Linked DNA regions of Homo sapiens: regions 1 and 2 are each linked to region 3. Evidence: chromatin loops called from intact Hi-C (ENCODE). Cell type or tissue: gastrocnemius medialis. All regions are shown on one strand.

Region 1 (2,500 bases), 590 kb after region 3:
AGCGGGAGAGAGATAAAGGAAAAGAGGAGGAATGGAGAGAACCAGGGCTTTGAATTTTCAGCGCGTGGCTGAGGGGACCGTGAGGCAACGGAGGGCCGAGTTAAATTGTTGCCGAAGCAAACATTTTTATCAAGTGCAGAGGATTTTATGGTCATTATTTGAAAACTCACCGGCGAGGTACAAATTCAATGGCTTGTTCTAAATCATCTCTACACCGTGCCAGAAATTCCTGATGGAAGGAAAATGTTTCTGTTATAGGAAAAAAAAAAAAAAAAAACGAAAGAGCGAGGAGACAATTTATAAACACCCAGCGGAGCGCAGATTTATTAGAGAAACTCAAGTTGAGGAGAAACTCCGCTTACCTCCTTGCACTAAGTCCTGGTGGGGGAGAGGAGAGGCTGCAGCTGGGGTGATTTTGAGGGGGTGGGAGTATCTATTGCTGGCGCAGGTTTGTCGGATGGAAGGCAGGGATCCGGCGGGGCCGGGAGGACACAGGAGATTTGGAATGCAAGGGGCTGTGAACAACCAGGGTGCGGGTCTCAGAACGAAAGTGCCCGGAGTCCAGACCTCCAGCTGCTCAATGAGGAAAGGACCGGCGCCCCCAGGTTTGCCTGCGGCCAGGGCCAAGGCGCACTGAAGCCGCACCTCTCACCTGGAAGCCCAGGAACCCAGGGAGAACAGAGCTCCTGCGTCCTGACGCCGCGCCCGCCTTCGCGCCCATGGGAAAACGCGCATTCTTTGGGAGCGCGCAAAGCATCCAGAGACCACATCCGAGCCTTCCCGCACCCTGCTGCCCTGGGGAGCCCCTGCCCCGTGCCTAGGTCGCCCTGCGCGAGCCCAGCCCAGCCCTGGACTCATACAAAGGCTCCAGAGCTTGCGCCCGTGCGAAGCCGCCCTGCCGGCTTTGGGCATCTCCGAATCCCCACAAAAGCTATGGCTCCATTCCCCCACACACACAAACTGGGGGGTCTCGGGCTGGCTTACGTGATTTTCTCTCCAGCCGATGGGCAGCTTCCTCTCCATCCTACCTTCTTTTGCCGGCTAGCCCCTCTCACCTGACCTGCTGACCCGCATCCAGGGACATTCCTTTCGCCTCCTTTCACGGAAAATCTCGTTGTTTCGAATCAATTCTCCTTTTGGATTTGGACCCATTATTCCTATTATTACTATTATTCCCCGTTTTCACGCATTTGTTGCCCCACCGAACACAGCAACTGGGTGAGAATCACTGAGCCCTCCTCTTGGGGAAAATTCAGAAAATTGACCATTTGAGGAGATGGGGGAACACTACTATAACTGAAATCTATAAAATGGGGGTAAGGCCATAACGAGCCCTATTTTTTTTATTAGGTACAAATTATTCATGACTTTTGGTAGCACTCAGTTCCTGGATTCAGGGCCGACCAAGGCGCGGTGCCGGGAGCAGACATCCGCAGCTGCCGCTCCAGGGAGTTTCACATGGAGCAAGGGTGCCATCTAGCGGCTGCTCTGCGAAAAGGCGCCGCAGCCACCGGCTCCACCAGTTTTCTGGGAGAGCAGCCGCAGAGGTGGCCAGCAGGAGAAACTTTCATAACTAGCAGTAAAAGGGGAGGGATAGGGAGTGGGCATCGGAATCAGGAAACGGTTCATGAAATTGTGTAGATAAGCTAAAAAATAGAAAAAAAACACAACAGAGGGGAGGAAAAAAAAGAAGCCCTAAGCTTTTTTCTTTCTACGTACACCTCCCACCCCTGCCCCTAATTTCTAGCGGAGACCGCAAAGCAGTGCGCCCTTTATGGCCTGTAAAAAGGGGGACCGAGCAGTTTTCAAACTCCACGCGATTGTTTCAAATTCTGAGGAGAAACAGTTGGGCTTTTTGTCGGGGGAGAGGAGGCCTGAGAGGATAGGATGAGACTGTAAAAGAATCAAGAGGCTGCCCGCGCCCAGACGTCTGGCCCCGCCGGACCTGAGTGTGTGTGTGTGTGTGTGTGTGTGTGTGTGTGTGTGTGTGTGTGTGCGCGCGCGCGCAGGAGGCTCCTCGTTTCCGACGCCTGATTCTGGAGGGGGTGTGAAGAACAAAGACAAGAGCCCCAGTTGCAATTTCTGAAGCATTTGCGACAACAAAGTGTTCTTTCCCGGCTTCTCTCTTCTCCCTCTCTGCCCCCTGCCACCCCCCGCCCCGGAAGCCCGGAGCCCCGTGTTCTGTGCGGGTGAGGGTGAAGGCTGCCGGAGCGGGGCCCACCCATTCCCCCGCCAGGCCGGGAGCCCCGGCCCAGCTGCGGCTCTCTCAGCTCCGGAAAGTTTCCCCTCGCTGTTTGCTTTGCTGCTGTTTAGTTTCTTAACCTTCAGAAATTTATACGCTATAAACTTTTATAGCGGTCATATTATTTTATTGCTGCGCACACGGCATTGAATTCCTCTCCCGGCTTCTCTCTGCCTCGCACTCTGGCGGTGTCCCTCTCTGAATCTCTCTTTTATGACAACTGATTTCCCCATCTCCGGCTTCCGAGCCTCCGCATCT
Region 2 (2,500 bases), 100 kb after region 3:
TGCCAGAACAATTGGTAGTGATTAAGAAGCCGTCCTACATATAATGTGGTTAGTTAAGCGGTCTAATGCCCCAGTTATCCAGTTAGTGGCAGGCAGTGAGGTGGGGATTTGGTTAGTAGAGCCAAACAGAGGAGCGGTAATCTAATTAGCCTGTTGCCATCTGAGGCCGTTGGCTAAGATGGGGGCTAACTGGGTGTGGAGCAGTTTTGCTGGGTGAGGTTTAGTTTCCAACGCTGTAGGAATCTGCTGCTTCCAAAAAGTCTCCTTTAGAACTATCCCCTAGCAGAGAATGTCCATCAGCCTGTAGATTGTCTCATCAACACATCAAACATGCTCTACCCAACCCCTGCCGCGCTTTTTTTTTTTTTTTTTTGCATATAACAATGTCAGAGACAGCCAGAACTACAGACCAGATTTCCAATGAGGTAATTTGTTTATATACTTTAGGACCAACCTAATTTCTTTTTCTGCTGAGTTTCACAGCTAGAAGGGCCAGAGATCTGAGTGTGGTCCCTACGGTGGGGTGTGTGGCGGTACCCAAAGACCTTTGCAGTTTGGCAAGTGGTTGTTTCCTCTTGGAAAACAGGTATAGAAGGGACATTTTATTTTAAATGCTGGAAGCCAATGGCCATATGATTTAGAGAGCATTGAACTCTGTAGGGAGTGAAGAAGTTACCTTTTTCTTTTCTTTTTTTTCTTTTTTTCCTGCTCTGTCGCCAGGCTGGTGTGCAGTGGTGTGATCTTGGCTCACTGCAACCTCCGCCTCCCAGGTTCAAGCGATTCTCGTGCCTCAGCCTCCTTAGTAGCTGGAATTACAAGCATGCGCCACCACACCTGGCCAATTTTTGTATTTTTAGTAGAGACAGGGTTTCATCATGTTGGCCAGGATGGTCTTGATTTCTTGACCTCGTGATCCACCCACCTTGGCCTCCCAAAGTGCTGGGATTACAGGCGTGAGCCACCACACCCAGCTGACCTTTTCCTTTTTCAGCCTCATCCTGTCCCAGATCCCGGCCCTTTCTCTTCTGGTATCCCCTTTTCTGATGTCTTTCAGCCACAGAGTGGTGGCACGATGATATTCTGGCCTCTTAGCCACCCAGCTTTTCAGATTTGGGTCCCTGGGTCTCCAGGGAAGGATGGGCGGGGGATGGAGGAGTGGGGGAGAGGTGGGTGGCAGAGGAGGAGTATAGAAGGGTTTGTGTTTGCTCCCTCTGTTAAACACTTTAGAATATTGCCCATTGTCCTTTCCTGTGGGATGGGATTGGTGCAAAGGCTCCTAAAACTGGAGGCAGTTGGTTCTCTTTGGTTCACCTGCTCATATGCTGCCACCTAGTGGTTCCTTCTCCTTTAGCACTCTGTGTGAAGGGTAGGGGGACGTTAAGGACACTACTATATTGCCTTTATCTCACTTGGGTTTTTTTTTCCTCCTAAACCTAAAATTTCCCCTTTTCATTCCATGCAGTTATCCATCATACACAAAACTGTTTTCTTCTTTTTACTCTTGGATCAGATAATCTGGAAATGAATAGTTGGTATAAGATCTATGTTTTTTTGAGTAAGTTAGAGCCCACTAACATCCCTGTTTGCCCCCTGGTTTCTCTTTTGTGATGTGAGATGGGCGTCTTACTCCAGTGCTGCAACATGTTCATTACAGAGGAGAGGCAGGCTACCACCAAGCCAGGGCTTCTCTGAACAGGGATTTCTTTTTTCTTTCTTTTTTTTTTTTTTTGAGACGGAGTCTCACTCTGTCGCCCAGACTGGAATGCAGTGGCGCGAACTCGGCTCACCGCAACCTCCGCCTCCCGGGTTCAAGCGATTCTCCTGTCTCAGCCTCCCGAGTAGCTGGGATTACAGGTGCATGCCACCATGCCCGGCTAATTTTTGTATTTTTAGTAGAGATGAGGTTTCACCATGTTGGCCAGGCTGGTCTCAAACTCCTGACCTCGTGATCTGCCCGTCTCGGCCTCCCAAAGTGCTGGGATTACAGGCGTGAGTCACTGCACCCGGCCAGTTGCCTGTCTTTCAAAATTTCTCCTGTAGAGAAATCAGGCAATAATAGCAGCTACCCTTATTGAACAGTTATTATGTGCCAGGCATTGTTCCAAGTACCATTACACATGTTAAATCATTTAATCTTCCTAATCACCTAATGATACAGTGAATAGAGTATATCCCTTCTAAGGTGAGGAAACTGAGGCATAAATGGTCAAATAACTTGCTCCAGAGAGCACAGTAGACAGGGAACTGAGATTTATTCCCAGGCTGTCTGGTTGCAGATGTTATGCTGTTAATCACTATGTTTTGCTGCCTCTTAATATGCAGGTAACCTGAGTGCTAGGTACAGACAACAGGAAAGGGAAACAGGGAGCCCTGTATCCATACTTGAGCCCTCCTCAGAGCATTTCCTCAGCCCCTACCTGGGAGGTGTTGTAGTGGAGGACACATGGGTTGTTAACTAACCCGAGGCCTGAAGAGGAACTCTTCAATGTGCTGACTCCAA
Region 3 (2,500 bases):
CTAGACAAGCTCAGGGACGCATTTACAGGGACGCAGAAAGTGTACGCGTCAGAGAGTGGAAAGGAGAAAACAGGTTCTGGGACGGCGACAGAGAAGGGAAGTCGTGTCGCCCAGAAAGGCTATACAATCTCCACCCTTCCCGTTTGTCCCTGCGACACCCTTTCACCCTCCTGTCCCTCCGGACCTGCAATTCTTCACACCCTCTGCAGCGCACAGGGTGCTCAGGACACATGTGCACGGTGGGGGCTGGCGATGCTTCCTCGCCCCCACCACCCGCAAGCTTGCAGAGAGCTGTAGTGCCCAGGATGTATGCCAGGATAGGAATTCCACGGTTCCAGGCATGCCAAGAAAAATAGCCATGCTGTTTCTCGGTTTGTTCAGAGGAAGCCTTACCTCTCTTCCCTTCTGGAGTTTGGGAATGGAAAAAATGACTCAAGGAATCCCCAGCGGAGCTACCATGTATGTACTGCATTGCAAAATAGGGGTACCATATTTTGCTCTCCCCTACCTGGCAGTATGCGCCACACATGGGGCTCCGTGGTATCAGCGTCGCACCCCCTCATGGTGTTAAATAGTCCCCTTTCCCTTGTCCCACATCTCTGCCCAATCACACAACCACAGGGACACGCCCCACCCTGGTACTGGATATCCCCACGATGAGCCACAGAAAGTGCAGGAGCCCTTATATGAACACACACACACACACACACTTCCTAGGCCAAGAGAGAAGGAGACCCTTGGCAGAAGACAAAAGCAGGTTTATTAGGGCCCTGGGGCCAGGAATGCCTAAGATATGAGTTAAGGCCAGGGCCGTGAGAAAAGGTGACTCTCCTGAGGCCAAACCTTTGCATCTCAGAAGCCCTGGCTGGAGACCTTAGGAGTCAGTTCTGGGAGGGACCTGGGGATACAGAGGGGTCTCTCCTGACCCTGGGATCTTTGGGCTTTTGCCAGGATTGGGGAAATGATCTGGGGGGCAGGGAGCCTTGAATCCACAGCCTTCATTTCAATAACGACCATTTAATTTGTTCCTTGGCAGACTGAAGAACCTGGGGTGGGGTGGGGGAGGTTGAGAGAGAATTGAGAATGTCAAATGCCTCCATACACAGTCATGGGGAGGTCCACAGCCCACCTTGCCGAAGCGCCCCTGCAACCACCGGTCACTAGGTGGCAGCAGCTTGTCTCCACTTGGCTTAAACGCGGCCAACCCTCCAAGTCAGAAAGCGCAGACCAAACCGGCTGCAGCCAGCTCCCACCTCAGGCCCAAGCCTGCCCAGACCTCTGGCTCCTGCATCTGCAGCGTGGGTGTGGCAGCAGCCTGTCTCCCCGCTGTCATGCCATGAGAGTTCCCGCCCACAGTGCCACGTCCAGGCGGAGACGGGGCCCAGGCCTGACACTCCCTGTGCTCAGACGCCTCAGCAAACCCCTAGCTCTGGCCATGGCTGGCAATGTGTCCTCAACACCCCACCGCAACCCACTGCTGATGTGGCATAGCTGGCAAAGGGTGGCCAGCCAGACCCTGCGGTGGGATGCCTGGTGGAAAGTCTCAGCCCAGTGCTTACACAAATCCATATAAGTGCACACGTGCATGCACAATACCAAAGCAGGAGAGGGGGACAGGACTCAGGTGTGTCCCTCAGATTGTCCCTCCAGCCACTCAGCCTTATTCCCCTCTAGAGAAGGAGGGAACGCTGTGTCTCCTCCTCCTGCACAGTCTCCCTCCTCTCTTGGGGACAGTGGCTTAGGGTTCCCCTGATTCTCCTAGCCAGAATCTAACTTTGTCCTCATTTTATCCCCCATTGGCTACCTGTAGCTTCCTTTGTTTTTACTCAAGAATTCCATCAAAAATGCTATGTTTTCATTCTTTCTCCCTTTGGAGAAATACTGATGGTTATTCAGCATGTGTTAACTGGCTTGGAGCCCTACTAAGAGCTTGTCACGCATTGGCTCATTGAATTCTCATAACTCCATGAAGAGGGTCCTGTTATTATGTGAGGCCCAGAGAGGTTGAGTAACTTGCCCTAGGTCACCCAGCTTTAGGTGGTAAGGTAGAACACGTACCCTGGGATGACTCCCATGAGCACCTGTGTTCTTATCTGCTCTGCTTATTACTCCCTACCCTCTTTCCACTCTAAAAATTGCCTTGCAGCTGCATTCATTCCAGCATGGTATGAGGAAACATGGGGAATCAGAGGGGAGGGCGAAGCAGAGTGAGCGCTAAGGGCAGTGCAGGAAAATGGGCGCCACACCTGGGACTCCACACGAGACAGCACAGGCTCATCTCGGTAGGGCCACCACAGCACGAGGAGTTAGCGCCAGGGCGGGAAGTTCCATACAAGCAGGATTAGTCTGAGCAGAGAGACCTGCAGGTGGACAGAAGAGAGGTCAAGACAGTCGTCCTGAACTAGCAGGAAGTTTGTGCAGCTGGGGAACTGATCAGGCTTCAGAGCCAGGAACCTCCCCCTGGCCTTACGCTCTGCAAGCACCTCCAGATAAGACCATG

The links. A loop is a pair of places that touch in the nucleus more often than their neighbours do. Peaks named below come from ENCODE experiments on the same cell type or tissue, not always from the same donor. Only the 100,000 strongest peaks of a DNase experiment are listed, where the experiment ranks them.
Region 1: it touches region 3 in a loop (4-fold over the local background); 57 of 110 quality-filtered maps call a loop at or near these places.
Region 2: a loop joins it to region 3, with 12 times the contacts of the local background. A loop is called at or near these places in 100 of 110 quality-filtered maps.

Annotation. Positions count from the first base shown.
Region 1 is chr17:48,617,275-48,619,774 of GRCh38, forward strand. No RefSeq gene overlaps it. Among named protein-coding and RNA genes, the nearest start is that of HOXB8, 3.2 kb to the left of the region's middle. RefSeq lists an enhancer at 236-759. In gastrocnemius medialis, CTCF peaks have their summits at 1,480 (motif pointing left) and 1,685; a DNase peak (open chromatin) is centred at 1,467; H3K27me3 peaks cover 2,298 bases.
Region 2 is chr17:48,130,079-48,132,578 of GRCh38, forward strand. No RefSeq gene overlaps it. Among named protein-coding and RNA genes, the nearest start is that of SNX11, 24 kb to the left of the region's middle. In gastrocnemius medialis, a CTCF peak has its summit at 1,342 (motif pointing left); a DNase peak (open chromatin) is centred at 1,321.
Region 3 is chr17:48,025,430-48,027,929 of GRCh38, forward strand. It overlaps COPZ2 (coat protein complex I subunit zeta 2), which reads right to left. Exons shown (of 9, transcript NM_016429.4): 9 at 738-1,046. The coding sequence ends at 999. Among named protein-coding and RNA genes, the nearest start is that of MIR10226, 6.2 kb to the right of the region's middle. RefSeq lists enhancers at 799-1,357, 1,358-1,914 and a silencer at 2,298-2,500. In gastrocnemius medialis, a CTCF peak has its summit at 1,155 (motif pointing right); a DNase peak (open chromatin) is centred at 1,222; H3K4me3 peaks cover 1,125 bases; H3K27ac peaks cover 1,881 bases.